Linked DNA regions of Homo sapiens: region 1 is linked to region 2. The links are chromatin loops, found by intact Hi-C in ENCODE. Cell type or tissue: heart right ventricle. All regions are shown on one strand. Each heading gives the region's core, and the rest is flanking DNA. Links, peaks and the distances in the headings are about the cores only. Region 1 holds the start of DLGAP1-AS4 (DLGAP1 antisense RNA 4). Region 2 overlaps DLGAP1 (DLG associated protein 1).

Region 1 (16,477 bases), core at 4,612-9,611, 200 kb before region 2:
GGTAGTAGACCTTATGGTCCACATGGCCTCCAAAGGCAGCAGCTAGCTGGACACCAGCCCCAGCGAGAGCACAAGAGGAAGAGAGAGGGGGAGTCCCTGCCGCACTCAGTCCTCCACAACACTGAGACTCTCCCCTCCTCACAGTTTCCATGCAGACCCCCTGAAGAGGGTGAGACCTAGGGGAGCCCTACCTCATTGTGTACATCAATAAAGTCCCCTGTACTCAGCAAAAAAAAAAAAAAAAAAAACACAGAATAAACATAATTCATTAACTGACATTTCAGCATTTTAGTACAGTTTAAAAATAATAAGGCCGGGCAAAGTGACTCACACCTGTAATCCCAGCACTTTGAGAGGCCAAGGCAGGCAGATCACTGGAGCTCAGGAGTTCGATACCAGCCTGGGCAACATGGGAAAACCCCGTCTCTACTAAAAATACAAAAATTAGCTGGGAGTGGTGGCACATGCCTGTGGTCCCAGCTACTTGGGAGCCTGAGGCAGAATTGCTTGAGCCTGGGAGGCAGAGGTTGCAGTGAGCCGAGATGGCACCACTGCACTCTAGCCTGGGCGACAGAGTGAGACTCTGTCTTAAAAATGAATAAAAATAAATAAATAAAATGAGAAGAATCAATCAAAGCTATTAACAAATCAGCAGAAATTCTGTCAAGACAATTTTTTAAAGAGATTGTATAGCTACTAAAGAATCGTATTGAAACCTGTTAACAATTTAACCTTACCTGTAATCTAAGAGAAATGCAAATCTAAATCATGAGATATATTTTTTCTATTAAATTAACAGATTTAAAAAATGATATGACCTAATCTTTGATGAGGGCATGATGAGAATAGTACCTTTATAACTTGCTGATAACGTTATAATTTAATACAGAGTTTTTGAAAATCAATTTGTCTTGTATATTAAATGCTAAAAATAGATTCATGCCTTTAACTCCATGATTTCATTACAGGACATTCTCCTAAGAAAATAATGTAAAAAGTCATAAATACAAAGTTATAAGTACAAATAATTTAACCTCAAATTATTTTCCAAATCAAAAAGAAATGAACAGAGTAATTTTCTCTTGACATAGGTATAGATTTAAAAATTACAAAGACTGCCCAGTAACATGAAGAAAATTAATACTATATAAAAATATGCAGGGAACAGAGAACACCAGAAGAAAACATAGCAGTGGTAAGCTAGGGTGCTGAGAATTATGGGTGATGTTTATTTCATTTTTTCTATTCTCTATATTTTCCTTAATGCATTTGTTATTATGGTAATATGTATAACATAAAATTCACCCTTTTAACCACTTTTTTTTGAGACAGAGTTTTGCTCTTGTTGCCCAGGCTGGAGTGCAGTGCAACCTCTGCCTCCCGGGTTCAAGCGATTCTCCTTCCTCAGCCTCCCAAAGAGCTGGGATTACAGGCATGCACCACCACACCTGGCTAATTATCGTTATTATTATTATTATTATTATTATTATTGTATTTTTAGTAGAGACGGGTTTCTCCATGTTGGTCAGGCTGGTCTCAAACTCCCGACCTTAGGTGATCCAACCACCTCAGCCTCTCAAAGTGCTGGGATTACAGGCATGAGCCACTGCCCTCGGCCTTAACCACTTTTTAAGTGTACAGTTTAGTGGCATTAAGTATTTCACATTGTTGTACAACCGTCACCACCATCCATCTCCAGAACCTGTTCGTCTTCCCAAGTGGAAACTCTGCACCCCTTAAACACTGACTTCCCATTCCCTCTCCCCCAGGCCATGGTAACCACTATTCTACTTTCTGACTCTATGAATTTGATTTCTCTAGGTACCTCATGTAAATTAAATTATACAATATTTGTGTTTTTGTGACTGGCTTATTTCACTTTGCACAATGTCTTTGAGGTTCATCCATGTCGTAGGATGTGTCAGAATTTCCTGGCTTTTTAAGGCTAAATAATATTCTATTCTATATGTACATCACATTTTGTATCCATTCATTCTTCTTAGGGCACTTGGGTTGCTTCACTTTTTGGCTACTGTAAATAATGCTGCCATGAGCATGGGTGTACCAATATCTGTTTGAGTCCCTAGTTTCTATTTTTTGCAGTATATACCCATAGTGGGATTGCTGGATCATACGGTAATTCTGTGTTTAATTTTTTTAACAACCACCAAGCCATTTTCCACAGTGAGTGCGTTCAAGGGTTCCAATTTCTCCACATCTTTGCCAACACTCACTTTCTGTTTCTTTCAATAATAACCATCCTAACAGGTGTGAAGCGGTATCTCACTGTGGTTTTGATTTGCGTTGCCCTAATGATTAGTGATGTTGAACATCTTTTCATGTATTGATGGGCCACTTGCATATCCTGTTTGGAGAAAGGTCCATTCAATTTCCTTGCCCATTTTTGATGGGGATGTTTGTTTTGTTAGTGAGTTGTATGAAGTGTTTGTTTTGCATATGTATTTATATATATAATTTTTATTTTTAATTGTAATTAAAAAACACATAAAAGTAACCATCCTTACTTTCTTTGAGTGTACAGTTCAATAGTGTTAAGTACCTTCACATTGTGGTGCAACAGATCTCCAGAAATCTTCATCTTGCAAAACTGAAACTCTGTACCCATTAAATAACAACTCCCCATTTATTTCCCCTTGCCCAGCCCCTGGCAATCACCATTCCACTTTCTGTGTCTACGAATTTGACTACTTTAGTTACCTCATATAAGTAGAATCATACAGGATTTGCCTTTTTGAGACTGATTAATTTTTATTTTTATTTTTTTTTTATGTCCTCAAGGTTTATCCATGTTGTACTATATGACAGGATTTCCTACCTATGTAAGACTGAATAATATTCCATGCTATGTATTGCTTTTATATTTTTTATTTATAAATTGTAAAATACTACTCATCGGTGTGAGTCTTATACTGTCCTCTTCCCTGTTTCAATCACCTAAAACCTCCTTTTTATGTTAGGTCTTTTGACATTGAATGTTTTCAATGTCATACTCCCATTTACCTGATTAATAATAAGTTCTTTATGTTTCACTTTTAACCAAAGCAGGAACACCAGGGCAATTAGTCCAGTAAAGAAGAAAAGCAAACAGTGGCCATGCTGAGAGTGAAGCAAACCCATGATATATTCATGGAAAAGCTGGACTTTTTCTCTCCTCAGAAAGTGAGATCTTTTTGTGTGAAGAACTATTGAAATCTGAAGCTTCCCTTAGGAAGTTAAAAGTTCTTTTGAAAATATTTAAAAGCCCTGAATTAAAAGATCTTAATACAGTCACACATGCAATACAACTACATTTAGGTCACGGATGAATTGCCTGTAGGACGGTGGTCCCATAAGATTATAATAATGTGTTTTCGAGATCAGGAGATTGAGACTATCCTGGCCAACATGGTGAAACCCAGTCTCTACTAAAATACAAAAAAATTAGCCAGGTGTCGTGGTGGGCACCTGTGATCCCAGCTACTCGGGAGGCTGAGGCAGGGGACTCACTTGAACCCAGGAGGCGGAGGTTGCAGTGAGCCGAGATTGCGCCACTGCACTCCAGCCTGGCGAGGGAGTGAGACTCCTTCTCAAAAAAAAAAAAAATAAAAAGTGTCTTTACTGTGCCTTTTCTATGTTTAGATAGGTTAGATACACAAATACTTCCCACGGTGTTACAATTGCCTACAGTATTCAGGACAGTCACGTGCTGTGCAGATCTGTAGCCTAGGAGCGATGGGCTCTAGCATATAGCCTGAGAGTGTGGTAGGCTATGCCGTCTAGGTCCATCTAAGTCCACTCTGCATTCACACAAGGACAACAGCAGCACATGTTCTCAGAACATATCCTCATTGTTCAACTGTGCATGACTCTACAGTATTATCTTCTCCTGTGTTTTCCTTGTGAACCCTCAGCTGGTTAACATGGATCCCGAGCCCTGGGCCTTCCCCGGAACTTTCTAGCCTAGATTTAGTTTGTCAGGTTTCAGAAAGAATAAAATTATCTAAAATTGAGGGAAAAAAATTGGCAGGCAATTTGGAAAAGACTCTCAGTTGGCCTGCCAACAACACTGGCAGAAGAAATGTAGTCGAGTTAGAATCCTTCCAGCATGTTCCCTAGGGGATGCTCACACAGGAACCACAGGTGAAATAGGGAAGTCCCTGGCTCCTAAAGCCTAAGCAGGAACCATATACTCCACCACTCCCCTCCTGAAGTGAAATTGAGTCCCAAACCAGGAGTAACAGGAGCACAAAGGTGACGGAGCTCATACAAACTGAGATGAATTGCAGCTTCCAGGACGGAAATGACTAGTAGCTTATTATTTGTCATTGGCTCCAGATAAATCTTACAACCTGATTAAAAGCAAATGTATTGACTTTTTTTTTTTTTTTTTTTGGCTATGGCTATTCTGACTATTCTCTTTTACTGAAAATGGTTTTTTTCTAATTAGATAGCAGCAGCCTGAAGGTAGGACCATCTTAGTTTCTGTGTTCCTTATAGAATCTAGGAAATTATTTTGTACATTGTAAGTATTCAATAAAGATTGGATTACTCAACTTGAATAAAAACAAGCAGATGATAATACCTTAATAGTCCCAGAATTAAGTTTCTTTGGACAGTGATTTGTTGATATTTTTAAATTAGCTATTAGACACAACACCCTGCAGCAAAAAGGCTTTGCTTACTTGAGCTCACGCTTGTTATCCTTTTGGAGTCTGAAGCCTAATTAATGTAGAATAGAGCCTCTTTTAGAATAAAAGTCCTCTGCCCTATGGGCTTATTCTTTGGGTCTCTAAACACAGATTGGGGAACAGAAAAGAAAGTCTTTTGGCTTCAGGCTAGGGATAGGCACCTCCCCGCCCATCTGCCTCTCAGTGTTGCTGGCCAGGGCAGGGGGAGCTAGTGTGATTTGCCCAAACCTCCCTCCCTGAGGTGTCATGTTGCTGTGATGGTGTCACAGGAGTCTCAGGAAAGCTGAGAGCTCAACATAACAAAGTTCCTACGTGGACAGTGGTGCTCAATAGTTGCTTCTTAAAAAATAGATTAGTTAGGACTATCGGATGCCAGGGACTGAATCTAGTCACTTAATAATCAGGTTCCCACAGATCTACTTATCTATATCCCAAACACTGTATAATTCTAAAACTATGAGAAAGAAAGAAAGAGAGAGAGAGAGAGTGTGTGTGTGTGTGACTCAACTGCCTCAAACACACCAAGGAAACATGTTTGAATATAAATAACTGAAGACAGAAAAGACAGAATGAATCAACCAGAGGACTAGGGAGAGTTATATATAAACTGATATAGATAGATATAATTTTTTAAAATTATTTTTAAATAGAGACGGAATTTTGCCATGTTGCCCAGGCTGGTCTCGAACTCCGGGCTTCAAGTGATCCTCCAACCTTGGCCTCCAGAAATGCTGGGATAACAGGCATGAGCCACCATGCCCGGCCTAGTGATATAATTTTTTTTTATATAGGCCTTGAGGTGTTGTATTTTTTATAAGAGGTATTATATAGTTTATAAACTCATAAAAAATTTAAAAACAAGGTAAACTGTAATATTTTAATTGAAAACACTTCTTTAGTTATATCCTTGAAAACTGAAACCTTACACATTACAGGATTGTTATCTTGTTAGTTGGACACCGTTAAATGACCAAAGCTATTCATGGTCTCCTGATGAGAACCCAAGTAAAGAGTCTTCCCTTAGTTAATTCACAGGATCCTCCCTTACTCAACTGGACCAGCACTTTACAGTTGCATAAAACCCTGGTTTTGAGTTTTTCTTGTCCCTCAATATTCACTAAGGCTGTCATGAAAATTATTATGCTTATTAAAATAAAACTCCATGGATTGCTTAATGAAAGATACTTAAGAATTTGCCAGGTTTAAGTTTTATTGCTATTTAGAGAACAAGATTTTCTAAACCTATTGCCCTGTGACTCTTCAAAACCATCAGCCAGGAATTCTTTTTGGATACACTGATATTTCTCTATGTTATCCTTAGTACAGCTTAGCTTACCAAAGGATAGATGGACAAAAGAGTCTTAAAAGTTAAGTCTTGGAACAATATAAAATGCAGTCTGCAAACACTTGGGGGTGCATCATACCAGTCAATTACACATACCAATACTTTTTTAGAAAAAACAAAAGAATAGAATAGGCAAAATACATTGGACTTATTTACAAAACATGTTTCAGGTATACATGCACACATATGTGATATTATGTCATATATATGTTAGCATACATTTTATAAATGTCTTATGTATGTATTTCCCTGTATATATACTGGTTAGGATGTAAAATTTGTTACCATCGGTAGCAGTCAAAAAAAATGTTAAGCCACTGATTTAGAGGACTTAATTCTAAACTAATGGAAAGCAGTTAGCATGAAAAGAACTCCTACCTCTGAAAAGAAATAATAGAAACTACCATCACAAACTGGTCAACAATTTACTGCAAAGTTCTTGCCAGAGGCCAGAGTCTGGTTCATTCTCTAGGTCAATGCTACAGACTGAAAGCTGGGTGGAGAAAAGCGACCTTGAGGTTGTGCTGTAGCTACCGAAAGAAGGCAGGCAGAGGGAGCTGTTCTTTGGTTGCAATAACCTGGAATAGATGTGGGGTGCTAGAGGGGGACAGATGTGAAACTGGAAGGTGGTTCCAGCTGTCTCAATGCTTGATTAGGCCTTAAATCTCTATTCCAGCATTTCCCACTTCTGGAAATAAATGCATACCTAGCCCAGAGACAAGGGTGGAAGCAGACCTCATAGGCCCAGGATGCAGGGCTCCTATGGGGACCTCAGAACTAGGGCAGGGGCTTATATTTTATTCTTGAATCCCAGTTGATATTAAAGTGGATTTCAGTTCAATTAGGGGGAAGAAACCCTTTTGCTTCCAGATTTTTAATGTTAATATTAATGTCAAGATATCTCTAATATGATTTAGTAATAACATATCCTTCATTCTAAATTTAGTACCTGTTTGAGAATTAATTGATTAAAAACTAAGAGTGAAACTGTATTACTATTTTGCAGTCTAATATGGGGCAAGATGTTTATCTTCTTTGTTTCTCTTTATTTTTTAGATTTTCTAGAAGATGTACTTCTTGATGAGGCCAACATTTCTCTCTCATGTCCCACACATTTCTATTATATATTTGCTGTAATTTGTAGCACTCACATTTGTTGTAAAATCGCTTTTGACAGTGTATTTGAGTTAAAGTACAAAGGTTCATTACCAAAGCTCTCTTTCTTTGGAGAGCTTTTTATTATTAGTGCTACAAAATTGATCCTAATGGCTTCAATAAGAATACTGGGATGAAATTGTTTTATTTTCTTTTCCTTTGTTTCTAGTTGTCATATTGTCATGGAACTCCGAGGTTTGAAAATATGCAAAGAATTCATCTCATTTATTCTCTATGAGATTTAAAACTAAAACTCTGATTATTTAGCCAAAATAAAATTCAATAAAATCATATTTTTATATGAAAGAAGAGAATGATGACAAGGGAAATTGCAGGAGTACAATGGTAGTCAACTCATCTTAAATTTTGCATTTTCATTTTTGTAATACGTTTGCTTCATGTTGCTCTGGAAAACTGTGTTCTGTTGCTTTACCTACAAAGACAAACATTAATCAAACTTACCACTAGTATTAAGCACTGATTAAACACCCACATCGTAACACAACAAATCTGCTGACTTCTGTTCGTGTGCTTTCCATCTTAACACACAGACACAGACAGGACTGATAGTCTTAAGAAGGCCCTTTATCAGAAGTATTTAATCCTAGAGTCTTTTCCTTTACATATTCTATTCAAGAAAGGCCCTTTACGTGAAACACATTAAAAAATTATATAAGGATCATCGCTGGCTAGAGCCTCCTTAACTGCAAGCTGACAGACATAGAATAGTTGGCAGAAGGAAGCTGGCACTCTTATTAAGGGCCTAATTTTGATTTTGCATAATCTGTGGATAGTCACTACTAAAATAAAATACTGAAGAGCTGCATCTGTGCTAATTTCTTTGGTAGGATTTTTTTTAAGAATAGACCGAAATCGTGAAACTGCTATAACTTGGGCCACAGTTTTTCTGCAAGGACAGGTACTTCTACTTTTTTCTGGATCTCTTTTACAAATAAGGTCTTAAACCACTGTCTTTCTGTGTATATCTATTTTGTTTCGAGAACAAGCACCCTTTTCTCTTTAATATTCTTTTCCTACGGCTAGAATGGGTCAGCGGTGTAATACACTCAGTCAACGCCTAATTGAGTAAAATGTGACAGAACGTTTTGCAAAAACCAGTGGTAACCGTAGGAGACCTCACTGTTTTTCTCTGCCACTTAGTCTTCAAGAAGGAATGACTAAAAGTTGTATTTCTTTTCAGATGACAATTATTGGTGTGTTGATTGACTACATGATCATTAGTGAGATTTCTAGTATATTGTTTTTAATAGAATTGCTGTAAAATTTGGCAGATGGAAGTTCGCATAGTTTGACCTGGAAAGTTGAACTACTTCAATCTTCAAATTTTTCCTTGTAAACTCTTTCATAGTAGCAAAATAATCATAATTTTCTTTGAATATTGTTAAGGAAAATAGTATTTCTCTTTCAGAATATACATCCTATGTCCCCAGTGCTGTTCATTCATTAGTTAACTTCTTTCCTTTGTTGTCTCGCTGGTCTCTTGCCACCTGCAAAATGTCTTTTAAAAGAAAGTTGGAGAAAGAATGCCGTGTCATTTTTCTTCAAAAGAAATCAATAGTTTTGTTTGTTACCAGGTCCTCTTAATTATATTTCTCTTCTTGTTGCTAATTATTTTGATTATTAGTTCCACATAGCTGGGCAGGGACAAGGAAGAAAAAAATAAACCTCCCTTGCATGGTATTACTTATTAGCTGTTCCAATAAAAGTTTGATTGGGTATGATGATTCACAGTTTTCAGGAAAGGCATTTTCTTTGAATTTCAATTACCTCCACTTGTTCTAAATAATATTTGCACAAATAATTGAATATTGGTTTGAAATCAGCCTCCAAATATTACTGTGTTCTCTCTAAAACTTCATCAAACTGTGATCTGTCTTTTGAAAGCCAGGAATACAAATATAAAGATGTTAACTATTTAAAACTTCCGTGATGGTCTGTTTGGGTAAAGAGATTGCACAAAATATGTTTTTCAGTAACTTTCTGTGTTTTCAAGTTTTTTTTAAGGTGTATAGTTAGCCATTTTATTCAGCAGGTCTTAGTTGAGTGCCTGCCATGAGCTAATGACACACTGATTAATAGGGATAGAAAGGGAACAAGATAGACAAGTGCTAGAAATTTTACTGCATAAAATAAAAAGTGGAGATCAATAGCTGCGTAAAAATGATGTGAAATTGGGGTAAGATCTAGCGTTGCCTTTTAAGATGAAAGAGTATCTTAGCATATTTAAATATTAAAGGAAAGATACTAAGGGTCAGTGAAGGATTTAAGATACAGGAGAAAGAAGTGGGGCAGGGTGAGGTCCCAGTAAATTTATGCTCAGATTAGAGCAGTTATGTCTCCTTCATCTAAACATGATCAAAAGCAGAAAGATGTGATAGAGCTAGTTACATATTCTGGATTAGTGTCAGGAAGTTTTTCCAATAACTTATTTTATCTGTGAAGAGTAAGCAGTAAGATGATTTATTGGTAGTGATAAGCAAATGGACAAATGAAATGTTCAAAACAGCCACAAGGAGAATGTGAAGGAGTCCTAAGAAGGGAAGTATGGCTTGCCTCTCGGTGTTAGGTGTCCAGTGCAGCTGAGAGGCACACATTTATCCTATATGTGTGTGTGGGGATCAATCTGCATAGTTGGGTGATTTTCTCAGAAGCCCTTAACAGTTATACTTAGTTGTGGAAATACATAAACTCGAATTTTTAAAAATAGCTCCACATAGTCTGAAGCCAAAAGTAGAGTCAAATGCTCTTTAAGACAAAATAACCAAGTATGGGCTTCAGAAATGAAACAGAGAGTGATCAATACTACCATTACATCTGTTTTACACTTTCTCTTTAGAGACTATAATGTTTAAATGGAGCTTAAATGACAGCTCTGCAGAGGACAGCCTGCTCTCCTCCTTACCAGTGGTTCTCAAATTTCAGCCGGCATCAGTCACCTGCAGGGATTGTTAAAACTCAGGTTCCTGGGCCTCAACCCCAGAGTCTGGGATTCAGTAGGTCTGGGGTGAAGCCCTAGAATTTGCATTTTTAATGAGTTCCCAGGTTCTGCAGAGTCTGTTGATCGCAGTACCACATCTTGAGAATCACTGTTCTAAATAAAACTCTGCAATGCCAGGACAAATATCTGCAAAGGTTAAAGTCACTGTGAGCTCATCAGTTCATAATCTATTTCTCATTCCTTGCTGATTCGCTCAGTGCCTACCACAGTGCCTGGCAGTGCCTGGCTGGAGCCCAGCGACTGTTTTGAGGAAGAAAGATAAGTTAGTATTTATGGAATGCCCTCTACAATGTGGTAGGCACATTCCCTCCACCAATGTAGACAGGCACTGCCATATTTACACAGACATATTAAAATAAGATTAGTCACTCAGCAGTTTGAGCCAGTGGACTAGTCCTTCCTTTTTAAACTACTCTCTTCTCCAGGTTCTGGACTACCTCACCTCCTGGTTTCCCTTCTGCTTCACTGGCCACTTCTCTTAGAAAACCTGGCTTTCTCCTCCTCCTCCTCCTCTCTTGGACCTCAGAACATTGAATGCCCCAAGCAGCTCTTTTCCTGATGACCTTCTCCTCTATTCCTAGATGATCTCATTTAGTCCCAAGGTTTCAGATAACATCAACATGCTGATGTCATCCAAATCTGTTATCTCTAGCTCAGACGTCCCCTCTCACCTCATACTCGTTAATCCAGCTGCCAACTCGGCCTCTCCACTTGAATATCTAATAAACATCTCCAATGTAACAGGTCCAAAACAAAATCCTCACTTACCTCAAGCCTACTTCTGTCCCGTCTTTCCTGCCTCAGTAGATATCATCCCCATATATCAGTTGCTTAAGCCAAAAACTTAAGCATTGTCTTGGATTTCTTTTTTGTGCTATCTTTCCAAAACCCCTTTGATCAGTTTTGGCTCCCAAACAGTTTCTAGTCCGATTTTTTTTAGTATCTCATCTTCTGCAACCAGAGATTTTCTCATCCCCTAATCCATGGCAATAGCTTCATAATTCATTCCTCAGTTCCCACTCTTACCTCCAATGGTTCATTCTCCACTGAGCAGCTGGAGTGATTTTGTGGTAGGGTGAATTAGATCATAACAGTTCCGTGGTTAAAACCTGCTAAAGCCTTCCCCCCAACAAATAGAACCAAATCCAAACTTCTTAAGGCAAATAGAGCACTACTTCTCCATCCTCATCTCCTACTACTTCCCCACCCACCAAGCCCTGTGAAACTCCAGCCACCCTGGCCCCCTTTCTCCTTCTTGAACATAACAAGCTTCTCCAGCCTCTGAGCTTTCACCCTTTCTAGCTGCTGTTCCCTGTAGTGCTCCCCTCCAACCGCATTAGCGAATGTGGTTTCTACCACCCTATCATTCTGTGTCCCATTTTTATTTTTTTCAGGGCACTTATTATTTAAAATTATTCATATGGTTGTTTACTTAAGTATTTGTCTGTATCTGACAACTACATTGTTAACTCCAAGCAGGCAGGCAGAGATTTTGTCTTCTTAATAGCTGTACTCTATTTTTTTTTTTTTTTTTTGACATGGAGTCTTACCCGGTCGCCCAGTGCAGTGGTAGGATCTCGGCTCACGGCAACCTCCGCCTCCCGGGTTCAAGCAATTCTCCTGCCTCAGCCTCCTGAGTAGCTGGGATTACAGGTGCATGCCATCACGCCTGGATAATTTTTGTATTTTTAGTAGAGATGGGGTTTCGCCATGTTAGCCAGGCTTGTCTCGAACTCCTGACCTCAGGTAATCAGCCCACCTCGGCCTCCCAAAATGCTGGGATTACAGATGTGAGTCACCGTGCCTGGCCTGTACTCTATTATTTAGAACAGTACTTGCAGGGTAGTAGACACACACACAAGCATGTTTGTTGAGTGGAGGAACTTTAAATCTATTGTTCTTTCTACAACACTATATTGATGCCTCTTTAGGTATTATGTTATGATTTGATCACAACCTACTCCAGTATCTAGATAATGGGTTGTTCCAATCAGTGACAAATTCATACATTTAAATCTGTTCTTAAATCCCAAAAGCCAAAATTTCCAAAAACAGATGGCTTGAGCTGCTAAGCCTTTGTCTTTATGTTGTTCTTAAGATTTATTTTGGATCCACCACCATAGATTATGGTTTTAAGTCAACCTTGTCTGGCTACTTATTTTTTGCAAAACATTAGAAACTCAGTCAAGTCTTTCATTCAGGTCCTCCAGAATATCCTTCACTTTAACTTAAGAATTAGTCCAAGTGCCCATATTGACATTTTGACAGTGATTCTAGGCTTTGTGGTGTTGTTCAGTGTTTTGTGTTACAAATGTAGGCCACAGAAAAGAAATAAAGTGAATCCATGCCTCTATTTGTTTACAAAGATCTCTTTGTTTACAAAGAGATCTTTTCACCTTTGAAATTCTATCACTATAGCCTTAAAAACAACAGGAATCACCCTCTGGCCAGGTGGTTAGGATTTGAAATGTCTTTGTATTCTTTTTTAAATTGGAGTTCACGTAAATTTGGTGACATTTCCTACTGTGGCTAAGTCTCTTAGTAGAATCTTTTATAAGCATGCAAGAGTAAGAGCAAGATTTGTTCATCCCAATCAAAACCAAAGTGAGACTCCCTTGTTCCCAGGGCAAACTCTCTTTGTCCACAGTTTGCACTTTCTCCTTCTCCTGTTTTTGTGCCACCTCTTAAAAACCCTTGATTGATAACATGCTTCGCTGGTTAAAGCACACCTGGTATTCTAGTAACTCCTGAAACACTAAGTGGCTACCATGTATCATTGCTATGTTAGGCCTTCGTGTATAGAAGTTTATCAAGGTTCTTCTTGCTGATACCCCCTTTTCCTTCAAGGCTCTTCCTCATCAGCCCACTCTTCAGTAGCGGTGCTCCTGGGGATTTCATCCACTGCAGCGACAACTCCTAGCGAAGATTCCCATCTCGTATCTCCAGCCTTATGCCCTTTTCCCAGCATTGCTCACTCTGTCATCTATTTATTGAACATGTGGACAGTCCAGGAACATCTCAAACACTGCAAATGCAAAACCAAACTCGTTGTCTTCTCACCACCTCTGCCGTATTCACGCAGACTCTTTTCTCCTTCTACAGCTTCCCAGTTCACATCATTAACAGGACAACTATTGGCCCATTTTCCCAAGGTGGAAACATTGAATTTTTTCCTGGGCCTTTTTCTGCCTTTCCACTAATGATAAATAGATCCCTAAATCACATAAATTCTGCCAAAGAAATTTACCTCTGGTGTTCTTCCTGTCTGCACTGCCCCTTTTTTAAAGAGTGTAAATTATCTTACACTTTTGTGTTTTATGCTGAGATTTGAGAATAAATAGGGAGTGTGTATACATATCCAGCTCATCATCTTAACCCACTCCTCCTAATTTTATCTTAGGAATGACGCCTCCTGCAGTGTAGAACAATAGAAATATAACCCAAGCCACGTATACGATTTTAAATTTTCCAGTAGCAACATTATAGAAATAAAAAGAAAGAAATGAAATGAACTTTAATGCTATGTTTAAGCCAATGCATCCAAAATATTAAAATTTCAAACTTTAATTGGTATTTACATTATTCTTAAGGGCTTTACCTTCCTTTTTCTTTGTACAAAGTCTTCGAAATCTAGGGCTCAATGGTCACATGTGGCCAGTGGCTGTCACAGCAGATAGCCTAGGTGTTGGACGTGAGCTGAAGGGGCTTACACTAGAGATCCCATAGAAGATACACCTACAGCCTTGGTGAGGGACAAGGGCATATATCAAGGTACTTGCAATGGAAACAAAGAATCAATCCATAATCACACTGAAAATATGAAGCAGAGAACCAGAAGGCAAATGTAATCCAATTAAGTATAAAATTGCACTAAAAAAAAAAAAAAAAAAAACAGCCCAAAGTACACAGAAGAGAATGGAGCTTCAAAGGTAAAGGATAAAAACAAACCACAGCCCAGGAGAGAAGCTCAGAGACAAACTGTACAAGAAAGGGACCTGGGGCAAATGTGTCAGTAATTAGGAGGTGGTCTTGGAAGAGCAGGGTAGCCTGGGCACCTCATCCTCATGCACATTTGAGTCCAGGCAGCTGCACACTTTCCTTCAGCCTCACAAGGCCCAGCAACTGTGCTCTCAACAAAGGAAAAGCTCTTCTGCTGGTTTATATTTATGAGAAGCAGAGTAGAACCCTGGGGGGTGAGGGGGGCAATGAAATGGAGCCTTTGGAGCTGGAACTGGCCCAGCTTCAGGTGAAGCCTCCAAGTGGGTATTCTGAAGTGAGGACTGTAACAAGAGAGGCCAAGAAGGCTATGTTCCAGTTAAGGAAAAATCCCCTCTGGCACCCCCAAAGCAAAGCAGTCTCCCCCATCCTGCTCTCCCCACAATTATAGAAGGCAGACAGAAGAGATCAAGATGCACATGAATAGAAAACAGCACTTCTCATTTGGATTGAGGAAATTTTCAGTCTTCAACCAGTCCTTCAACATGAGCATGAATAGATAACTGAGAATCACCAAACTTTGAAAGAACACCAACACCTACAAGAAGCATCAAATCAACAAACTGAAGAACTAACTCACCCCAAGGAGACCTTGTCAACAGAAAAAAAAGCAAAGACAATTTTCAGATAAGCATAATAACCAAAGAAATGTAATCATTTTGTCCTCAAATATTCAATAAAATAAGACCAAGCCACTCTTTTTAAAACTCCTGGGAGATACACGCTGTCAGTCCAAAGCAAAATGCATACAACTAAAGAATAAATGTCCTGGAAGGATTCCTAAAAATATCATGAAAACAAGCATAGGGATGGAAAGAATGGGAAGAGTGATGTAGGAATGATGGATAGAGCCAAACCTCAAACGTCTATCAAATAGGAATTTCAGAAGAAAAGAACAAAAAATGGAAGAGGGAAAATACTGACCAAATTAAAAGAAAATTTCCCTGAAGTACACAGCTTGGTAAATGTTCAGAATATTTACATATAAATAAATATATGAATATATAAAGGTTCCAGGCTGCAGGGAGAAGTGAACACAGATTACTTACAAGGGAATGAGGAGCAGGTAGGATGAGATGTTTCATCGCAATTCATTCTACACACCAGCAGTCATTGGATCAATTCTCCCAAGTGCTCAGGGAAAATGAATACTAGTTTGTTACCAGTTCAAACTCAAATTTAATGTGAAGAAACGATGAGTGATTGGACAAAGTTTACCCGATGACGTCCTTTCTGAAAGAATAACTAGGGAATTTATTTCAGCAAATGAATCCAAAAAAGAAGGACTGCAGATATTAAAAGTGGTAGCAAACAAAAATTCTTACCACTGAGACGTAACTGCCTGATTGTGCATCATATATATTTTTTTAATCTCAAGCAAAAATTCCCAGATCTTTTTGAGAATCAATATCCTAAGGTAATATCTTCTACTGTCTTGTACCAAAGAAAGATCAAAGTGTTGCCCATGACCTGTTAATACACGGCGAAGGGATCCTTTACTGTATGTGACTCAGAGTCCAAGAACCTGGTCAATCATGTTAGCATCCTGCATCCAGTCCTCCCTGAAACCTGAGCAACCCAAGCCACTGTCCTGTGCCCTGTGTCAGAAGACCCCTCTGTGGCTTTCCTCTGTCCATGCCCCTCACAGCAGCATGATGAGTCTGCAGGCCCCCAAGCCCATGCTTCCCCTTGCCCCACTTGTGGGCCATGCTCCAGGTACCTGGGATGGTAGAATTCCCAGTCAGTTGGCCCTGAGGCCCCTTCCAAGGCCTGCAAAGCTGTTCTCCAGGTCTGCCCTCCCACTGCTGACCAGGCATCAGTGTGTGCCCTCCTTGGATGAAGGATGGCCAAGGAGTGAGGTTTTGCTGGGAGGAGGGAGTGATGGACAAAACCTGGACACACTCGCTGGTGCCCTTGTGTATCCTGCTCATGGTATGGTGTGGATCCAGGTGTGGGAAGAGAAATGGGTGGGGCAGAGGGCCAGGACCTTTCATTTGTATTCCCGTCCTAAGTCCTGAAAATGTCAGGGACTGGCCTGCTCTCATCTTTGACAGAGCAAGAAAGACGGGGAGGAGGGAGAGAATTCAGTACAGAAAGAAGTGGGATTGCAAAAAGGCTTCAGAAAAAAGCCAACCAGACATAGCAATTGGAGGAGGAAAAGGTGGGAGCTTTTGAAGTGTTGGAGGTTTCCTGCAGTAAGTACCAGAAAACCTAGCTACAAATGGCCCAAAGGAGGTGTGTACCCACTGTCACTCATACCGCAGGAGAGAGGCC
Region 2 (16,477 bases), core at 6,445-11,444:
CTAAAAAATATATAAATAAATCCTTTTCCATATTGATATTGATATTATAAAGTAGGAGAAATACATGAAAGGATCTTGTGGCAGACAGAATAATAGCCTGCAAAGATATCCACATCTTAATGCCGGAACCTGTGAATATGTTACATGGCAAGGAAGAATTAAGATTCCAGTTGGAATTAAGGTTACTAAACAACTGACTTTAAAATAGGGAGATTATCTGGAATGATCCAGTTGGATAATCACAAGCAGCCTTACACGTGAAAAGGGAGGCGGAAAAGTTAGCGTTGGAGGGGGACCTGGACAGACCCAGCCAACCACTGCCGGCTTTGCATATGGAGGAAGAGGCCACACATCCAGGAATACAGGAGGCCTCTAAAAGCTGGAAAAGGCAAGGAAAGAGCTTCTCCCCTAGAACCTGCAGAAAGGGACACCGCACTGTTGACACCTTGATTTCAGCCAATGAGACCCATTTCATATTTCTGACCTCCAGGAATGTAACATAATAAGGTAATGTTGTTTTAATCCACTAAGCTTGTGGTGATTTATTACAGTAGCAATAAGGAATAAATACAGATACATGATAATAACTTATCTTTAAATAACTAAACTGTGGAGAAAGGATACCTTTATTTTTTACCCATGCCAGTTATTACATTTTCCATATGAGCATGTCTATATTTTGTAATTTAAAATTTTTTTTAAGCCTGTGGGGTGGTCTATGAAAGAGTAACAGGCCGGGAGCGGTGGCTCATGCCTGTAATCCCAGCACTTTGGGAGGCCTAGGCAGGTAGATCACTTGAGGTCAAGAGTTTGAGACCAGCCTGGCCAACATATAGTGAAACCCCGTATCTACTAAAAAATACAAAAATTAGCTGGACGTGGTGGCGTGCGCCTCCCAGCTACTTGGAAAGCTGAGGCAGGAGAATCGCTTGAACCCGGGAGGTGGAGGTTGCAGTAAGCCGAGATCACACCACTGCACTCCAGCCTGAGTGACAGAGCAACACTCCCTCTCTCAAAAAAAAAAAGAAAAGAAAGAAAGAGTAAAAAAAAAAAAAGGGTGCACTGACCACTCTATATAATAGCCCATTAAAGATGTGGAAAAGATGAAGAGGCAGCTTCCTTCTCTTTGCATCAGAGCAAGCAAGCTTCCTGGAGGAGATGGGATTTAAACTGGATCTTAAACAATAGATAGAATATTGCCATGCAGAGATGGAGGAGATCAAAACAATGGGGCAGCATGAACAAAGCAATGAGGCAGGCCCACTGGAGGACAATCAAGTGTCGTCTTTCTTGTCCACAGCAGTGCAGTATTACCTGTATCCTCAGAGAGTGTTCAGGCATGATCCGAGAGGGCTTGGATGGATTACTATGGGTTTGGGCTTAATTTGGTAGGCAATGGAAACCACTGAAAGTTTTGGAGTTTTGGGGAAAAAACTGATTGCTGGGCCAGACATGGCGGCTCACACCTGTAATCCCAGCACTTTGGGAGGCCAAGGTGGGAGGATCACTTGAGCTCAGGAGTTCGAGACCAGCCTGGGCAACATGGCAGACCCTGTCTCTAAAACAACAACAACAACAACAACAGCAAAACTGGTGGCATTGCCTTTTAAGGATTAATCCTTCCATGCAGAGAGATACAGGGAGACAGGACAGGAGAACTCTACCAGGATCTAGGCTCTGAGATCGGGACAGAAGGAGGGAGGACAACACAGACAGAAATTTGGGAGCTAGATTTGGAAAACTTGCTCACTCACCACCTGCGGGTGGTCAAGAAAAGGAACGGTGGTCTTTGGGCCTGGGTCGTGGGGGGATGACCTAGTCAGAGTAATATGATATGGAGGGTGAGCTCAGGTTGGGATAGACTGGGTTTTGCATGCCTCTGCAGTTCCCTGTATAAACGCCACGTGACTTACAAGGCTGCAGGACTGGCTGGGGCCAAGGAGAGAGGACCCTGAGCCACGCTATGTCTCCAGGGCAGGATCTCCCTTTCTGTCAGGTCCTCATCCCCTCTGCTTATCCATTTGCTTCCTGGCCAGCTCTCCCAGGGAATATTTATCCTTAGAACATAATGATCATTTCTTCCTCTTTCCCGTATCCATGCCTAGCCTTTCTGCTTCACAAATGGAGTTGTCTGGCTCCAAAGTCATCCACTCTGGTGCTTCTTAAGGGATTTGAATCTCTCCCCACTTGCCGCTGCTGTGCACAGGTCTCCCTGCCTGGGCCTTCTAGTGAGAGATCCCCAGCAGCCCTGAAAAACCTGCCTATACAGCCCACACTATTGAGAAACCTGTTTTTATTGCTAACCTAGATCCTTTGGTCAAAAGTCTTATCTTCCTCATATCAGCTAAAATAAGAGGCATGACCTGCTTTTTTTTTTTAAGATGGAGTCTTGCTCTTGTCGCCCAGGCTGGAGTGCAATGGTACAATTTCAGCTCACTGCAACCTCCGCCTCCTGGGTTCAAGCGATTCTCCTGCCTCAGCCTCCCAAGTACCTGGGATTACAGGTGCCTGCCACCACGCCCAGCCAACTTTTGTATTTTTAGTAGAAACGGTGTTTCACCATGTTGGCCAGGCTGGTCTTGAACTCCTGACCTCCGGTGATCCACCCTCCTCTGCCTCCCAAAGTGCTGGGATTACAGGCATGAGCCATCGTGCCCAGCCTTGACCTGCTTTTTACCTGTACCCAAAAATATAATTAGTTCAAGGCTATGATGCATGCAATTAAATTTTTCTCCTAAAGATATATCTTTAATCAGAAATTCTAGAGTAAGTCTCATTGATAAGAACACAAAGTAAAGGGCTGGTAAAAAGCAAAAACAGAAGAACAGATGTGAGAGTCTGCTTACTTACGAAGGATTCATTCCATTTGAGTTCTACAAACACACACACACTACACATCCCCCCAGCTCAGAAAAGGACCACCTACCCAGGACTCTGACTTTAGATCTAAAGAATTTGTTTCTGGTCAGCCTTTTCTCTTAATATCTGAGGGGTCAGGGGGCCAATTCCTATTAGTCCAATTATGTCATTGTACTGAAAGAAACAGTATTGAACATCAAAATGCAAAACATTTTTCTTGTCTTGCTGACCCAAATTTATCACTGATTTGGAACCCCTTTCAGAATTGAAACATACTCTCTACCCCAAATGCCCTTGGAATGACATTTACATCTCTTTTGTTTTTTCAAGAGGAGATGATCATCATAATATTGTATGAAAAATTCCAAATAAAAAGGCTTAGAACTGCTTTGCTTCCTTTATTCTCAATATGAAATAATAACAAACAGAGCTCTAAGAAATTTATTTTAAGATATAAACTTATATAACCCATCGCTCCCTTCTCTCCAGCCACATCCGCGTATTCTTCCACCACCTCCACTTTTATAAAATTATCTACACTTTGTTTTTGTCTCTAACATATTCAGTTTCTTCCCTGAAATGGTCACTTGATTCACATGGGCTGGTTTTGAAATGCCTCTCCCTGTGGAGGATGCATTTTATCATGAAGTTTCTGGTCCCTGGGGGTATTTCTGAATTTCCTTCCGAATATTCATCTAAACCCTTTCCCCGCTCTCTGCCAAAACACCCCAGCCATACCTATGAATGGGTGTTTAAAAAGAAACTGAACTATTGTTTAAATGTAAGTTTTTTTAATGTATGGGGCCTTGAAAATTTGCTTTTATAAGCATATATAAAATAATTTTCCCAAAAAGCACATAAAAAATAATTTTCTGACCAGGTGCAAAAGCTCACGCCTATAATCCCAACACTTTGTCAGGCTGAGGCAGGAGGATTGCTTGAGAGTTTGAGACTGACCTGGGCAACATAGTGAGACCCTGTCTCTACAAAACAAATTTTAAAAATTAACCAGGCATGGTGGCCACACTTGTGATCCCAGCTGCTCATGAGGCTGAGGTGGAAGGATAGCTTGAGCCTGGGAGGTTGAGGCTGCAGTGAGCCATGATTGTGCCACTGCACTCCAGCCTGGGTGACAGAGTGAGAACTTGTCTCAAAATTAATTAATTAATTAAATGAAATAATTTTCCCAGTGATCTCTTTGAATTGTTTTTGTTTTGTTTTTGTTTTTGTTTTTTAAATAGCAACTGAGCAAATGTTACATAATTTCCTCTTTATCACTTTCAGGCTTAGAGAAATAGCATAATGTCCCTAAAGAAATGTGCTGGCACTGGCGCAGGGAAGGCAGGGGGTGAGGAGAAAAAGCATCTTCACTTTCTGGTTATAACGGAGAGTCGGCACAGCCCCAAGAGTGGTCATGCTCCCTAAGCAAGGAAGCCAAGAACTGGTCCCATGTTAAAGGTTAAGCGTGCATTTGTTCATCCAAGAGGCCGGTCTCTTGGATCTAGACTGAGGCCCATGCAACCTGGAAAATGAAAAAACAGAAGAGACTGACTACTTTCAGAGGATTCATTTCACTGGGGCTGTACAAACACAGAAGAATACACTCCTCCTGACTTGCTAGCACTACTTTCCCTGGAGACAGAGAGCTCCAGATGATGGTTATGAGACTGGTAACCTTTAAAAGCCAAAGTTAATGTTTCCTCTAAAATTAGCCACATATCCTCTTCTAGATTTCTGAGGATCTATAGTCCCTTTCTGAATGCTGTTTTCCATTCAGTGCACACGATCTGTTACTCAGAGGCTGGTGATCCCGTATGCGGAATGCACAAACTTACCATCTTCCCCGTCTTTTCCCTCAGGCTGCTCACTGGTCATTTCTCTGCTCATCAATCCTGTGCCGGATGGGGGTGGGAAACTCACAGAAGCTGACAGCTCTTGAGGGCTGAGTGTCTTGGCAGAATGTACAGTGACATGGGCATTCGTTCTGAATTCCAAGGACGTGAGTTCAAGCTGCACCTTTACCATTTACTAGATCTAGACATCATTTATCTCAAGTTCAAAAACAGACCAAACGAATCTATGGTATCAGAAGCCAGGGTTGTTTATCTCTGGGAAGGGGAAAGAAGGTAGCAAGCCTCTGGAATATAACTAATGTTCACTTTCTGGACTGAAAGTTGATTCCATGGGCATGTTCACTTTGTGACAATTTTTTGAGCTGTTGTAGGGGCCAAGGGGAAACTTCCCCTTCACCCTCTGAAGGTTTGCTGAAAATCAACTTTTAAAAGGCAGATTAATAGAAGAAATGGCACACAAATTTAATGTATTAGTTTGTTCTCACATTACTATAAAGAACTACCTGACACAGGGTAATTTATAAAGAAAAGAGGCTTAATTGGCTTAGGGTTTCACAGGCTGTACAGGAAGCGTGCTTGGTGAGGCCTCGGGAAACTTACAATCATGGTGGAAGGGGAAAGGGAAGCAGGCATGTCCTACATTGCTGGAGCAGTAGGAAGAAAGAATGAAGGGGGAAGTGCTATACGCATTCAAACAACCAGATCTCTTGAGAACTCTATCAAGAGAACAGCAAGAGGGAAGTCTGCCCCCATGATTCAGTCACCTCCCACCAGGCCCTTCCGCCAACATGTGAGGATGACAATTTGACATGAGATTTGTGTGGGGACACAAAGCCAAACCATATCGATGTGCATAACACAGGGGAATGGAAGGAGAATTGTTACAAAATAACCCAGTGGGATCCAGATGCTTACATACCCTTCTTAAGGAAAAAGAAAGATGGGGAAGTGTGTATTATTTTAGGGAGGTACTAAATGATTTTTAGGAGAGTTCAATGGGCTTAAAGAACACACAGTGACCTGGGACAAAGCCTGTGGGGCCTGCAGAGCGACAGTGGTTTGTGAAAAAAGTCCGTCCAGATGAGACTTTCTTTACCTGGACAGACTTCAGTCTTTCTTCCTGCGATATGAGTTCAGTTAGTGAAAACGCAGGAAAGGGACAGTAGGCAGGGAGTGCAGGAGGTGGTGGGAGGAAGGGGGTGGTTGTTTTCTTTGGCAGGTCCAGACTTTAGGCAGATGAGGGAACTTTAGAGAACAACTTCACTCTATGTCTTCAGAGAGAGCCAGGATGAGAGACTGGGACTGGGAGCTCAGAGAGACTTGAGAGGCTTATTCAGTTCAGCATGTCCGAGCTCCATATTTTGGGGTACAGGTTTCTGAGCCCCAACACTGTAAACTTATGACCTGACCATGTACTCTTGCATTTATGTTATATTTCAGTAAAACCGTATTTTTAAGAAGTTAGGCCAAATAACCGAATGGAACGACTGGGCCCACCACCACTATCCCCCACTAGCCCGTTTCATAAGAGACATCATCTCCAGGAGCGAGAGGCAAAGCAGCGGTGAGCAAGCCAGCCCTTCCAGCAGGACGAATATGTCACCTTTCCATGACACAGCTCCTGCCATCTGAAACAGAACCCCTCAGACATCCCAGACACAGTCTCTCCTAAATGGGCTAAGAAAAGGCATCACTAGTATTCCATCCATCTATCATGTCCTATATGATACTCACACCATAACGACTTCTCAGCACCCCTGCCTCTAAGACTCCACAGTTACCACAAGTCCTGCCGTCACTGACCATTACACATTCTTCCTCTTGAATTACCTTGTCACTAACGAGAAAAGGCTTTGGGTACCTGGCAGACCCAGGTTGAACTTGACCAGGCTTTTGCTAAGTCCTTAACAGGAAATCTCAGCTTTTTTGTATCCTGGCACTCACCAAGAGGAACTTTTTGGCACTGAGTTACTGGAACAGCTTAAGGATGCCGCCTAAACCCAGAAGTTGGCGACTGCTGCAGACCTTCCCTCAGAGAGCAGCTGAAAATTATTCCTATTAAGTAGGAGGAAGGAGGTGAGGTGGCAGCTGCTGGGAGATGTTGGGGAAGGTGAGCACCCCAATTTGAAAGTAGAAGACAAGGCAAAGAAGTCTCATTTCCCAGCTTGGATTCCCAATCACAGAAAAATATTTTTTGATTCTTCCTGTTACTTTTTAACTTGGCAATTGAATACTTCTAACATCTGACTGTCAGGCTACCTGGAAATATTAGCAGAAAGTTTATATCCATTTCCCTCTAATATATGCTTGAATTAATGTAGCACCAGTCTTTCGTGCTCCCAGAACACAGTGAAATAGATTTACAAATATGTGGCATGGAAAATCAGTTAAAAACAAATAGCACTTACTATCAGTTAAAAATGAATTTAGCTAGATGTTTTTATCAGTGTGGCAGGAAGTTATTTATGAACACTATTGTTAGGTACACCAGAACTTGCTCTGCCAGTTCTTGTTTTCAGCACTAGGGGATCAAAAGTCATCTTATCCAAAAGCAAACCAGATAACTGAAATCATCAATCCCAATTGCTCAATTCTTGCATGAATAACAATAAACTATTAACTATTCTAACTAATTAGGAAAACATTTTGTTCCTAGAGGGTACTGTTTGCACAGCGTTCCTTCCATAAATATTTATCTACTGTTCTTGCTGCCAACAATAGTTAGTCACCTGGTATATACAAAACACTGTGTTATGCTTGGTAGTATAATAAAACAAAACAAAAAAGATAAATTATCTGCTAATATTAGTTTATTACCAAATGTTCTTATATCCTGAGAGCCCAACAGAGTTTATGTGTGTGTCAGTTTATGAGTGTGTTATCGGTGAGTGAGTCAAATACAGGCAACAGAGCCCACCTAGAAACTGGTTTCCTTTTTTCAGTTCCCACGAGTTCCTTGTGTATCAATAGTGCCCTTTCACATTAAAAAAATAAAAAAAAATTTTTAAGTCCCATCTAAGAATACACAAGGAGCTCATTAAGAACTCCTTCATTCCAGTATTCTTTCAGCCTGATCTTAAAGCACAAGTAAAAATGTTCTCTTCTTTTAAATGGGCTCTGCCAAGTTAATTATGGACAGGAACACTAAGGTAAGGACCAGGGGCTCCGTTCAATACCATGCTGAAGAGGTGAGGCCCTCTGCCAAATGTTCACTGGAGTTATCGGGGGCTTAGAGTTGGTCTTTTCAAACTTTAGTGCAGTTAAGAATCACCTGGAAGTCCTGTTACAATGCAGATGCTAATTTAGCGGGTCTGAAGTGGGGCCTGTGATTCTGCATGCCTAACAAGCTCCCAGGGGGTGCCAATGCCACTGGTCCAAGAACCACATTTTGAATAGCCTGTTTTTAAAAACACCCTTAGAGCCTAAATTAATTGTTCTGGGGTGGGGCTCAGAAATTGAGGATATAATAATATTATTAATAAAATTCCCAAAATGATCACATGAATGTAAAATTCACAAAGCCTCCTTATTCCTAAATATATTAAAAGACGACAGGCAGCTACACTAGACCAGAAAGAAAAGAAAGAAAGAATACACAAGGAGCTCATTAAGATCTCCGGGACAGAAGAAAGAAAGAAAGAAAGAAAGAGGGGGGTGGGGGGGAGGGAGGGAGGGAGGAAGGAAGGAAAGAAAGAAAGAGAAAGAAAGAAAGAAAGAAAGAAAGAAAGAAAGAAAGAAAGAAAGAAAGAAAGAAAGAAAGAGAGAGAGAGAGAGAAGGAGAGAAAGGAAGGAAGGAAGGAGAGAAAGAAAGAAAAGGAGAAAAGGAGAGAAAGGAAGGAAAGAGAGAAAGAAAGGAAGGAAAGAAGGAAGGAGAGAAAGAAAAGAAAGAGAGAAAGAAAAGGAGAGAAGAAGAGAAAGGAAGGAAGGAGAGAAAGGAAGGAGAGAAAGAAAGGGAAGGAAGGAAGGAGAGAAAGAAAAGAAAAGAAAGAAAGGAAAGAAAAGAAAAGAAAGAAAGGCTTAGGTTTTAACTGTTTTTACCATCAGAGTCTATGGTTGTTATAAAATAGTCAAATATTGCAATCTATTCATAATTCTATTGTATTTTAAATTTGCGCTTCTGTTCCCGAAATAAGCTTCACCACTTGCAGCTTAAGCCACAGAAATGCGAACTCAGAAGGGACCGGGAGAGGAGAGAATGTTCTTTCAGCGTTAGAAATTTATCTTGTAAATAGAAGCTGGCAGTGGCCACATGGATTTTTTTTTTTTTTTCAGAGCTAGGGCAGGCAGTTAGTAGACCTCAGTTACAGCGTCAGCTCTGCCACTAACTAGCTAGTTAGACCCAGAGCTGCTCTGAGCCTTAATTTTTTATCCGTTGAAGGAGAGCCTTTGAAAGAAGATAACAGCAATCCAGGCCCCTGACATCCTTTGATTCTTTGATTAAGTCACCAACGTCAAACATGGAAAAACTTGAATGAGCAACTCGCTCAGGATTTCCTGGAAGGCACCCTGACTTGGAGAGTGGTATTATGCAAGTCCCGCAGTACACACGGCACGTCCCGCCCGGGCGGTCCTGCGCAGTCCTCAGCCTCGACCGCCCCCTGCCGGTCCTCCCCGGGACTGACGCCGCCACCCGCCCCCGGGCCGAGCGCGTCTCCGGGGAAACACAGACGCACTCTCAGCTCCCCTGGACCTACGCCGTCGTCCCCCCACCGTCCTTCCACGGGGGCGCAGGAAGGAGTGGGACGGAGCATCGGTGCCTTTTTCATTAGAATAGACACAAAGCCCAATTAATAAAGACCCAGAGAAGAGGAAGGGAAGAACAAGACCCAGGGGTTAGAAGAGAGAAGAACAAGAGCGGATTCTCAGCCATGGGACCGCAGCTTGTGAAAGGGGAGCTTTGTTTATTTATTGTCTAATCTCCTTGCTGCCCTGAGCTCGTGCAGCACGTTCCTTATCGGAATCTTGGGAGCTTGGGAATTTCCACAACAGAATATGTCGAATAGCTTATATTGCTAGCATAATAGAGTACATTTTGACCAGAAAGCTTTTATCCCTTTTCATGTGGTAGTGATTGTTCGGTGCTTCTCTATAGAAAAGTTAAACCATCCTCAATACGGTGAATATTATCTTTCCATTCTTTCACCCAAGGCATAAGAAATTACTATAATTTACCATGGCATAAAGGTAATAAAAGTGGGTAGAAGTCATCTTTCCAACACCTAAACACCTATCTGGAAAAGCTTTTGACCACCAACAGTACTCATTATTTCTGTCTTTGTACCTAATTGATTTAGTCAGAGTATCTGTGGCCATTTAAATACTATGTGATTCTGGTGATAATGGATTGATGGGGCATGTTTCCATTTCACTCACAAATGCTTTCAAATATACTTCTGCCTTATAGCGTATGCAATTATACTTTCTGTTCAGAATCTGTGAAGTTAATGATTCTTCACATTTCCTGGAAAACTTTTATGTTTTTGTTCAGATGAATGAGTAGTTATTTTCTCTAAGTATAAATTTCAGAGCTGTTGCATTTCTACAGCTAAAGCCCATGTAAAACATAGCCAATGAATGGGCATTCATCTGTGTTTCATGGCACATCAAAATGTATTTTAAATGCCTTTTCCTATGGCCACCTCCAGTCTTTTTTGCCTTAATTATGGCATCAAGGTGACTATTAGGAGTTTGCAGTAGCCAGTGATGTGGGGGTAAGGCAGGAGCAATATTCAGGACATGTGTCTGGTCATTAAGAAGTACCCAAATTTCTAGAGACTCAGAGAAGAATAAGAGGAAAATTCCACCACCTCCCTTCTCCTGCCTGCCTTCTCTCTCCCACAGTGACAGCACTGACCTATCAGACAGGGAAAATGGAAGATGCAGGCCTTATGCATAGTAGTGCCTGTCTCCAACCAGGTCCCAAGTCCACCCATGAGTACATTCTTCAAGTGTGCTCTTCTCACTGCCACACACACAGACCCTGGTTCATCATGGCAGACGTTTAAAAATTTGGAGACTAACTTGGTTCTACTTATTCTTAGGTACAAACTCAGTTCCAATGTCCAGCTTTGAACTAGATGGTGAACCACACTATTAGTTTTTCCTGCATCCTGACTCATTCATTGTCTGAAGGTGGGATTTTTTTAATTAAAATTTTATTTTGAGATTAAAATTATTTTGAGATAATTGTAGATTAACATGTAGTTGTAAAAATAGTACAGAGAGATCTCATGCACCTTATACCCAGTTTTCCCCCCCCACCCACCGTGGTAACATTTCAAAAAACTGTAGAACAATATCACAAAGAGGATATTGACACTGGTAGTCAAGATACAAACATTTCCATCATTGCATGGGTCCCTCATGTTGCCCTTTTATAGCCACACCCACTTCCCTCCCAACCCCACCACTTTCTTTACCCCTCGCAATCACCAATCTGTTCTCCATTTCTGTAACTCTGTCATTTTACATGAATGGAATCACACAGTATGTAACCTTTTGGGACTGGCTTTCTTCATTCAGCATAGTTCTCTGGAAATTCATCCAGGCTGTTGCTGAGAAGTATTCCATGGATGTACTACAGTTTAACCATTCATTCCTTGAAGGATATCCTGGTTGTGCGCAATTTGGGGCGATTATAAACAAAGCTGCTGTAACCATTCCTATAAAGGTTTCTGAGTGAACATACGCTTCATTTCTCTAAGACAAATTCCCAGGAGTACAATTCTTGGGTCATATAGTAGTTGCATATTCAGGTTTTAGACAAACCATCAAACTGTTTTACAGAGTGGTTGTACCATTTTACATTCCTACCAGCAATGTATGAATGATCCCTTTTCGTTGAATCCTCACCAACATTTGTTGCTGTCATTAATTTTTTGTTGTAGTCATTATGATAGGAGTGGAGTACTATCTTATTGTGAATTTAATTTTCATTTCCTTAATGACTAGTGATGTTGAACTCTTCTCCTGGGTTTATCTGTGAAGTGTTTCTTCATGAGTTTTGCCCATTATCTAATTGGATTGCTTGTTTTTTACTGTTGGGTTTTGAAAGTACTGTATTTATATTAGGTACTAATCCTTTGTCAGATATGTGATTTTCAATTATCTTCTATTTCTAGCTTATCTTTTCATCTTCTTAATCAGGTATTTCACAGAGCTAAAGTTTTTAATTCTGATTAAATCCAATTTATCAGGTTTTCACTTTATGGATCATTCTTTTAGTGTTGATTCTAAGAACTCTGCCTAGCTTAGAATCCCAAAGCTTTTCTTCAATGTTTTTTCTAAAAGTTTTATAGTTTCATATTTTACATTTAAGCCCTTGATCAATTTTGAGTTTGCGTAAGGTGGGAGACTTACGTCTTTTTGCCTGTGGATGTCCAATTGCTCCAGCACCATTTATTAGAAAGGCCATCTTTCCTCTTTTGAATTGCTTTTGCACTTTTGTCAGTAATCAGTTAGGGAGGTTTTGGGCTTTCTTGATTCTCCATTCTGTTGCACTGGTCTGTGTTCCTACCCTTTCACCAATACTACACAGTCTAGATTACTGTAGCCATAGAGTATGTCTTTGAATAGACTGAATCCTCCCCCTTCCTTCTCCTTTTTCAAAATTGTTTTAGCTATTCTTGTTCCTTTGACTTTCCATACAAATTTTTAAAAAATCTTGTCTATATCTACAAAAATCTTTATGAGATTTTGATAAGAGTTGCATTAAACCTGCATATCAATTTGGGGAGAATTGACATTTCTCCTATTTTTGAGTATTTCAACTCATAAACATGCTATGTGTCTCCATTTATTAAAATCATCTTTGATTTATTTCATCAGTGCCATGTACTTTTCAGCTCACCAGATCCGAACATATTTTGTTAGATTTACACCTAAGTATTTTATTTTCTAAGCAGTTGTAAATGGTATTGGATTTTTAATTTCTGCGTCCAGGTGTTCATTACTACATAGAGAAATACAACTGATTTTTGTATGTTAGCCTTATATCCTGTGACTTTGCTGAATTCACTTAGTTCCAGAAGTTTTTTTGTTAAGTTCTTCAGATTTCCTTTGTAGGCAATCATGTCATCTGCAAACAGATGACAAGACAAAACAGGGACAGTTTTGAACTAGGTGGTGGTTTTGAGCCTAGGTGAACTAGGTTCCTTTCCAACTCTATGCCTTTTATTTCCTTGCCATACTAGCTAGAATTTCCAGAACTTTTGAATAAGCATGATAAGAGTGGAAATCTTTGTCTTGTTCATGATCTTAGGGGGAAAACATTCTGTCTTTCACCATTAAGTATATCATTAGCTGTAGATCTTTTTAGATGTTCCTTATCAAATTGAAGATATTCGCTCTTATTTCTATTTTTCTTAGACTTTTTATCATGAATGAGAGTTGAATTTTGTTACATGCATTTTCTGCATCAGTTGATAGGGTCATATGATTTTTTTCCTTAGCCTCTTAATATGGTATCAATAGATTACATTAATGTTCAGATATGGAACGGGCCTTGCATTTCTGAAAGTGGAATATCCCATCCAAGCGGAGTAAATTCCACTTGGTCATGGTGTATAATTCTTTATATATATTACTGAATTCTATTTGCCAATGTTTTGATAAGAACATTTGTGTCTTTATTCATGAGGTCTATAGTTTTATTTTTTTGTACTGTCTTTTTCTGCTTTTGATATTAGGGTAATGCTAGCTTTATAAAAATTCATTTTATAATGGGAATGTTTACTTCTCTTCTATTTTCTGGAAAAGATTGTGTATAATTGGTTTTGGTTTTTCTTTAGAAGTTGGTGACATCCTCCTGTGAAACCATCTGGACCTGGATATTTCTTTTTGAGGAACTTTTAAATTACAAAGTCAATATCCTTAAGAATTACAGGTCTAATATCTGTTGAAAAGTAGGTGAATTGTGGTAATTTTTGTTTTTCAAGCAATTGGTTCCTTCCATCTATATTGCCAAGTTTACAAGTATACAGTTGTTCATAGTATCCCTTTATACCTGCAGAATCTCTAGTGATATTCCATTTCATTCCAGATATTGGTCATTAGTGTCTTTTCTCTTTTATTCTTTGTCAGGCTTGTGCAAAAATTATCCATTTTATTGACCTTTTCAAAGAAGAACTTTGATTCTTTTCAAGTATTTTATCTTTTATATTGTTTTTCTGCTTGTTTTGAGTTTATTCTGATCTTTTTTTAGGTTCATGAGGAAAAGCTTAATTATTGATTTGAGACTTCTTTTCTAACATATACATTTAGTGCTATACGTTTCCCTCTCAACACTGATTTAGCTGTGTCTCAAAACTTCTAATATGCTTGTTTTAATTTTCCTCCAGTTCAGTGTATTTGTTTATTTTCCTTAAGATTTCCTCTTTTATCTATGGCTTATTAAGCTTTGCATTGTTTAATTTCCGCGTTTAAAGGTGATCTTGTTATCTTTCTGTTACTGATTTTTCATTTGATGTCATTGTGGTTGTAGAATACACTATGTATATTTCAGTTCTTTCAAGTTTGTTGAGTTTTTTTTTATGGCCCCAAATATGGACTATTTTGGTATATGTTCCATGGGCACTTGGAAACAATGAGTATTCCGCTGTTCTTGGGTAGAGTGTTCTCTAATGTCTGTTTGAGTCTATTGGTTTATGGAGTTGTTGAGTTCTTGTCTATCCTTGCTGATTTTCTGTCTAGTTCTGTCAATTGTTGGGAGGTAGTAACTGAGGTCTCCAACTACAATCGTGAATTTTTCTATTTCTCCTTTCAGTTCTATCAGCTTTTTCATTCAATATATGCTGTTGTTTGCTGCATAAACATCTAAGATTGCTATGTCTTCCTGATGAATTAACCCATGATATATCATTATATAATGTACTTCCCTATCTCTGACTTTTTTTACTTTGTAGTGTACTTTATCTGATACTAGTAGAGCAACTCCTATTTTCCTTTAATTAATGTTTGCATGATATAAATTTTCCATCCTTTTGCTTTCAACTTGCCTACATTGTTATATTTGCAGTGAGGTTCTTATAGATGTGTTTTTTAATCACTCTGAAAATCTCTGCCTTTTAGTTGACGTATGTAGGCTATTTACATTTAATGCAATTATTGACATGTTAGGGCTTAAGTCTGCCATTTTTTATTTTGTTTTCTGTTTATTTTGTCTGTTGTTTCCCTATTTTATTTTTCCCACCTTCCAATGTGATACTTAATTTTTTCAGGATTCTATTTTTATTTATAGTGTTTTTGAGTGTATCTCTTTGTTTTTTTTCCTTTTGAGACAGAGTTTTGCTCTTGTTGCCCAGGCTGGAGTGCAAAGGTGTGATCTCAGCTCACTGTAACCTCTGCCTCCCAGGTTCAAGCAGTTCTCCTGTCTCAGCCTCCTGAGTAGCTGGAATCACAGGTGCCTGCCACCACGCCTGGCTAATTTTTTGTATTTTTAATAGAGACGGGGTTCACCATGTTGGCCAGGCTGGTTTCGAACTCCTGACCTCAGGTGATCCACCTGCCTTGGCTTTCCAAAGTGCTGGGATTACAGGCGTGAGCCACCGTGCCCGAGTATATCTCTTTGTACAAATTTTTAAGGGTAGCTTTAGGTATTATAATTTATCAGAATCTAATGACATCATCATTTTTACCAGTTTAAATGAAGTGTAAAAATCTTAAAAGTGTGCAAGTGTGGAGCCAGGTGCAGTGGCTCACGCCTGTAATCCCAGCACTTTGGGAGGCCAAGGTGGGCAGATCATGAGGTCAGGAGATCGAGACCATCCTGGCTAACATGGTGAAACCCCATCTCTACTAAAAATACAAAAAACTAGCCAGGCGTGGTGGCGGGCGCCTGTAGTTCCAGCTACTCGGGAGGCTGAAGCAGAAGAATGGTGTGAACCCGGGAGGCAAAGCTTGCTGCAATGAGCCGAGACTGCGCCACTGCACTCCAGCCTGGGCAACAGAGCGAGACTCTGTCTCAAAAAAAAAAAAAAAGAAAAAAAAAAAAGTTTGCAAGTGTGCATGGAGATTCTGAGCCTTCCAAAGCAGCCAGGGAATGCCCATCCACCACCTACATAAACAGATACAACAAACACAGCCATGCACACAAACAAACTTGAGGCTGTGCCCAGACTCAGCTACACCTCTGGCACCCACTGAGGTTGCTTTTCTCACCCCTGTTCTTCCCTGTGGCCCCTGATTCTCATTTCCTGCCCAATTCCAAGCTGACAAAGTTGACGCCACTCACCTAAGCTCAACCTAGAACAAAAACCAGATAACTACCACAAATAAGAAGTCATATAAAGCCATGAAAATTTTGTTTCCATCTGAAGGAACCCAGATATGATTGCACAATTACTATTGGTGATATTTTAGGAACCATGAGGAATGTACCAGGAAAAGAGTAAATGTCATCTCACTTTCCCGAAGAGAAGATTTTTTTAGACTGCAAATATTTACCTTCATATGAGTCTTGCAAAATTCTAAAATAAACTTTAAAATTGATGGTTTGGGATGATTTCGAAAATGGGAAAACAGCATAGATGTATTAACAAGGGGTATATGGAACTACCCGTATTTCCCTCTTTGTCTTAGTTGAGAGAGGTACATCACAGGAATGTGACTGTACTTAGGATAGCATTGGAAACAGTAGATCACAATTACCTTGCAGGAAAAACAAACAAACGAGGCCTGGGCAATAGGAACATATGTAGTTGGTTAAACAGCTTTTTGGTTAACGGACTGAGCCAACTCACTGATCACTGATCACTGGTGTTACCAAA

What was found. A loop is a pair of places that touch in the nucleus more often than their neighbours do. Peaks named below come from ENCODE experiments on the same cell type or tissue, not always from the same donor. Only the 100,000 strongest peaks of a DNase experiment are listed, where the experiment ranks them.
Region 1: a loop joins it to region 2, with 5 times the contacts of the local background. A loop is called at or near these places in 6 of 110 quality-filtered maps.

Annotation. Positions count from the first base shown.
Region 1 is chr18:3,961,206-3,977,682 of GRCh38, reverse strand. The region is part of intron 3 of DLGAP1 (DLG associated protein 1); the gene reads left to right. It overlaps DLGAP1-AS4 (DLGAP1 antisense RNA 4), which reads right to left and starts at 15,330. Exons shown (of 5, transcript NR_102696.1): 1 at 15,253-15,330. It also overlaps the pseudogene GAPDHP66. In heart right ventricle, for the core only: a CTCF peak has its summit at 6,588; no DNase peak of the experiment used is centred there; H3K27ac peaks cover 2,230 bases.
Region 2 is chr18:3,764,343-3,780,819 of GRCh38, reverse strand. The region is part of intron 5 of DLGAP1 (DLG associated protein 1); the gene reads left to right. Among named protein-coding and RNA genes, the nearest start is that of DLGAP1-AS3, 110 kb to the left of the region's middle. RefSeq lists a silencer at 9,194-9,413. In heart right ventricle, for the core only: CTCF peaks have their summits at 7,212, 8,051, 9,126 and 9,326 (motif pointing left); a DNase peak (open chromatin) is centred at 9,309; H3K4me3 peaks cover 1,218 bases; H3K27ac peaks cover 1,319 bases.